Linked DNA regions of Homo sapiens: region 2 is linked to region 1. The links are chromatin loops, found by intact Hi-C in ENCODE. Cell type or tissue: B cell. All regions are shown on one strand.

Evidence for each region. Hi-C counts contacts between places; a loop is a spot of excess contacts. Peaks named below come from ENCODE experiments on the same cell type or tissue, not always from the same donor. Only the 100,000 strongest peaks of a DNase experiment are listed, where the experiment ranks them.
Region 2: it touches region 1 in a loop (9-fold over the local background); 1 of 110 quality-filtered maps calls a loop at or near these places.

The regions. Positions count from the first base shown.
Region 1 is chr11:59,272,622-59,275,121 of GRCh38, reverse strand. No RefSeq gene overlaps it. Among named protein-coding and RNA genes, the nearest start is that of MPEG1, 61 kb to the right of the region's middle. RefSeq lists an enhancer at 1,923-1,972. In B cell, no CTCF peak of the experiment used is centred here; DNase peaks (open chromatin) are centred at 771, 1,561 and 2,141; H3K4me3 peaks cover 1,290 bases; H3K27ac peaks cover 2,500 bases.
Region 2 is chr11:59,379,264-59,381,763 of GRCh38, reverse strand. No RefSeq gene overlaps it. Among named protein-coding and RNA genes, the nearest start is that of OR5AN1, 22 kb to the right of the region's middle. In B cell, no CTCF peak of the experiment used is centred here; a DNase peak (open chromatin) is centred at 1,113; H3K4me3 peaks cover 855 bases; H3K27ac peaks cover 1,020 bases.

The sequences.
Region 1 (2,500 bases):
CCCTGGTTTGCCACATTTGTAGCAATTAGCAGGTGCACCTAGGCGATCCTGGGGTCTGGAGGCCTGTAGAGCAGCTACTAGAGCCTCTGCCGTTTTCTTATGTCTCCTCTCTTTCTCCTGAGCCTCCTCCTGATCGCTGTTGTAAAAGACCAAGGTGATCACATTTAGGTGGTTTTCTAAAGTGCTACCTGGTCCTATGGTCTGTTTTTGTAGCTTCCTCCTGATATCAGGTGTTGCCTGAATAATAACTTTATCATATAGGATTAGTTGTCTCTCTACTGAATCAGGTGATAGAGAGGTATGCTTCATCAAGTCCTCTCTTAGCCTTTCCAGAAAGCCAGAGGGATTCTCATCTAATCTCTGGTCAATCACAGTTTTGAGTAATTGAAAGGCTTAGCTCTAGTCCTTCCTAAGCCCTCCAATATGCACACCTGAAAGTGTTTCCTCCTCCATTCTCCCATGTTATCATCATGGTCCCATTTAGGGTCCTACAATGGTATCGCCGTCTTTCCAATTGAATAAGGTGCCTTGTCTTCTCTGGCACTATATGAGGTACAAAGCTCATTTCCAAATTTCTCTGCAACTTGCAGGGAGGCTGTTTCTCCACAGTGGTCAGGGTTTGCTTTAAGAGAAATATAATGTCCTTCCAGGAGAGTTCAAATACTTGGGTTAAATCCTGGAAGGCCTTTATATACCTGCCAGGGTTGCCTGAAAATCTACCAAGAGTTCCCTTTATTTGTCTTAAGTCTTGTAGAGAAAAGGGAACCTGTACCTTAATAGGGCCATATTCACAAGGCATTTCTTGTATGGGCATCAGGGAGGCTGGCACTCACCTAGAACAAAAATGTCTATGGTGGGGCAAGTTTAAGGGGGGACCTGGACAGGGTCGATAGGATTGACCCAGAGAACTGGCTTCAGGGGCTGGCGCCTTTTCTGTGGGCGTTCTAGGGTTTGTTTCCCTGGTCCACTAGGACTGTCCTTTGTGGGGTTTTTTGATATAACAATTAGGAGGGCTGGGTGAACTTTACAGTGTTAACAGAGGTCTGGGTTATCCTGGGTGAGCCCCTAAGAAATGTTGCAGTTTCCTTACTCTGTATTTTAGTAAGTTCCAAGTTCTTGTCTCGTGGCCACGAAGAAAGAGGTATGCGGATACAGGAGGGTGGGTAAGGGAGAGTCGAGTTTTATTAAGTGACAGAAAGACAGCTCTCAGTAAAGAGAGGGGACCTGAAAGTAGGTTGCTGCTGACCAGCTCATCCAAGGGTTTTTATCCCTCCTTTCTAGAGATGTTTTTCTCATTTGCATCTTACATAACCTCCTACTTCCAAGTTCCTTCCTAGTTCCACTTCTTACTGTGCAGGTGCCTTCTTGTCCACAGTTACTCCATTGTAATTATTACCCATAGGCACTACAGAAAAGCCCAGTTGGGGGTGGGGGTGGTGGTAAAACTGCAACGTAGATGTCATGTTCATGATATTATAATAAGCTGGGTCAAGTTAAGGACATTTAGTTGATTTATTGTGCTTGTGCCTAAGTTGAGACAGTCCATTCTGAGCAAACATCCTGGTATAAGAGGAAGTTCTTAACCACATCTCCACCTGCTAGCTACGTAACAGGGGAAGAATATACTTCCCTGTGGGTGTTGTTCTCTCCAGAGACTCTCCATCTCTACCTGCCTAGCCAGCCCCTAACTGCCTCCTCTCACAAAAGGTACAGTGACCGGCCCTAGGTCATGCAGAAATTTGGCTGGCAGAGGGGACAAGACCTGCATGAGGCCTAGGGACAGAACATTTTAAGGCCAAAGCCAATGCATAAAGCTGAGCCCTTACACCTGTGCTGGATGAAATCCCAACCCTACAATAAGAAGTTACTTCCTCTGACAACACCTGGGTTCACTGAAAAAAGAGGAGACAGAAAGCCTCCCGCAAACCCAGCTCAGGATGATGTGTCTTGCCTTGTAGTCAGCTTTGCCCTCCCTCAGTGGGAAAAGGGGCCAAGTTCAGTGCTGCCAGCAAACACAGGGCTGGCCTGGTGACCGCTGTTTACAGCTTGCACTGGGGCCCAGGGAAAATGGCAGGGAAGGGTCCCAACTGGGCCACTTTAAGAACACACAACCCCAAACACAAGGAAAGGGTGAAGGGACTTATTTGGGAATTTCCAGCTGGAGGAAATGGGTTTTCTTGGTTTCTGTTCTGGGGGGTCTGAGAACATGGAACTCCAGTTCATCGAGGTGTGGGGTGTATCGAGGAGGAACCAGCTTACAGGGGGCCAGCCGCAGTGCCTCAGTTCCCAAGAACAGGCCACACTCCTGGGCTCTTCCTCAGGCTTCTGGCACGGATGCCTCACAGCTGCACACTGGCACCTGAGAGACAATTACTCGGTTTTTCTGTAATGATGATTGCTATTCTGAAGATCATGTTCATGGATATACTGACAAGTTTTGACTTTTCTGTTTCTTTTAAGAAACTGTTCCGGGGAGTCCTGCATTAGAACAATGTGGGTG
Region 2 (2,500 bases), 110 kb before region 1:
TTGAATGACAAGTTAATGGGTGCAGCACACCAACATGGCACATGTATACATATGTAACAAACCTGCACATTGTGCACTTGTACCCTAAAACTTCAAGTATAATAAAAAACCACACCCTCAAAAAACCACAATAATTCTCCAGCAATAAGTGCTGAACACAAATAAATTCTAAAATTTCCAGATAAAAATTCAAAATATTGATTTTAAAGAAGCTCAATGAACTTCAAGAGAAATCTGAAAATCAATACAAAGAAATCAGAAAATCATTTTAAGATATGAATGAGTAATTTACCAAGGAGATAGATATCTTAAAAAAAAACAGTAATTCTAGAACTGAAAATTTTATTGCAAGAATTACAAAATACATTTGAAGCCTTCAAGAATAGACTAGATTAAGCACAAGGAAGAATCAGAACTTGAAGATAGGTTTTAAAAATATAATACAGTCAGATAAAAATAAAATAGAATAAACAAAGCCTTCAAGACTTTTAAGACTATCTAAAATGACCTAAATAATAAATTATTGGTATTCCTGAGGAAAAAAGGTTAAGAAATTTATTAATGAAATAATGTATAAAAACCTCCCAAGTGTATCAAGAAATTCAGACATCTGAATAAAAGAAGCTCAGTGATCCCCAGAAAATTACAATGCCTAAATGAGTTTGCCATAGCATATTATTAGACTATCTAAAATCATATGAATGAACAAATTCTAAAATTGGCAAGAGAAAAACATCTAGTCATCTACAAAGGAAACTACTTCAGAATAACAGCAGACTTATCAGCAGAAACTTTGCTGGTAAGAAGGTAGTGAAATGACGTATTCCAAGTGTTGAAAGAAAAAAAGCAAACTAGTAGCCAAGAATTCTGTATACAGCAAGAATTAAGCTTTAGGAGAAATACTCTTTTCCAGATAAGCAAATGCTGATAGAATTTGCCACGACTAGATTGGAAATAGAAGAAATGATCAAAGGATTCCTAAACTTGAAAGTGAAAGAATGGTATTCACCATCATGAAAACACACAAACATAAAACTCATTGTTAATGCAATAATACAAAAGGGGAAGTGAAAGGAACACAATGACACCACTACAGAATTCCACAAAACCAAAAATGAACAATGAGAAAAACAGAGAAAAGAGAATGTATAAAATAACTAGACAACAATTAATAATATGACAGGAACAAAACCTCACCTATCAATACTAACCTTGAACATAAAAGAATTAAACACTGCTTTTAAAAGGTATACATTGGTAAGATGGGTTAAAAAACATGACTTAACCATAAGCTGTCTACAACAAACTCATCTTATCTGTAAAGGCACATACAGACTGAAAGTAAAGCAGTGGAAAAAGGTATTTCACACAAATGGAAACCAAGAGCAAGCAGAATTAGCTATAATTAGATAAAACAGGCTTTAAATTAAAAACAATAAAAGGATAAAGAAGATGATCATATAATGATAAAGGAAACAACTCAGCAAGAGAAAATAACAATTCTAAATAAGGAACTAGAAAAGTGAGATCAAACCAAATTCAAAATTAGCAGAAATAAAGAAATAACAATGATTACAGCAGAACTAAATGAAATAGAGACCAAAAATGATATAAAGGATAAATGAAACAAAAATTTGGTTTTTAAAATAATAAACAAAAATTGATAAGCCATTAGTGAGAATAACCAAGAGAGGACTCAAATAAAGACAATCACAAATGAAAAAGGAGATATTATAAGTAATACCACAGAAATACAAATATGTACATGAATTTAACTTATTGTTATCAAGCTGTATTACCAGCAAGCTGTGCTATCTTGGGACAATCCCTTAGCTTCTCTGGCCTCAGGTTCTCCACCTGAAATGGATAGTTTGGACTATAAGATCCCTAGGTTCCTATATCCTTTCCAGCTCAAATGACTCCAAAGTTAGTAAAGAAAATCTACAGTCACGAGACCATCATATAGACCATTGGGAAGTAGGGAATGAATCCAGTGGGGACATGGCAAAGTGGGGCATGAAATCTGTAGGGACAAAAGCTCCATGACAATGATGACACCAGAGAGCAAGTACCTGGAATGTTTTCTCCCTTGAATTGGCTTTTCCCCTTTATTCTCTGCTCTCAACGGCACGTTTAAGAAGATCTGAAGTTGTGGTCATCGCTTTTGCTGTGAGTGAACAGCAAGTTTTGTGGCCAAAATCATCCATCTTAGAGTGCAATGGGGCCCACATGGAAAATTCCTTTGTACGAGAAATAATTAATTTTAACCTTTGGCAAGAATTGTGTCTTTTTGAGGGATCTGGGTCAAGTTCACAGGGCAAGACTTAGATGGAATGGTTGCTTCTCTGCTATCTAATTATCTCTGATTCTTTCAGTAAACAAGGTTTATGGTCCTCAGTCTCTCCCATTATTCAACTCTTCTCACTTCTTTGCTTCCATTTCCCCCACCTAGGGCTTTTCCTTGAGTTCTCTTTCGCCTTACAGAAATTTTCTGACCTCA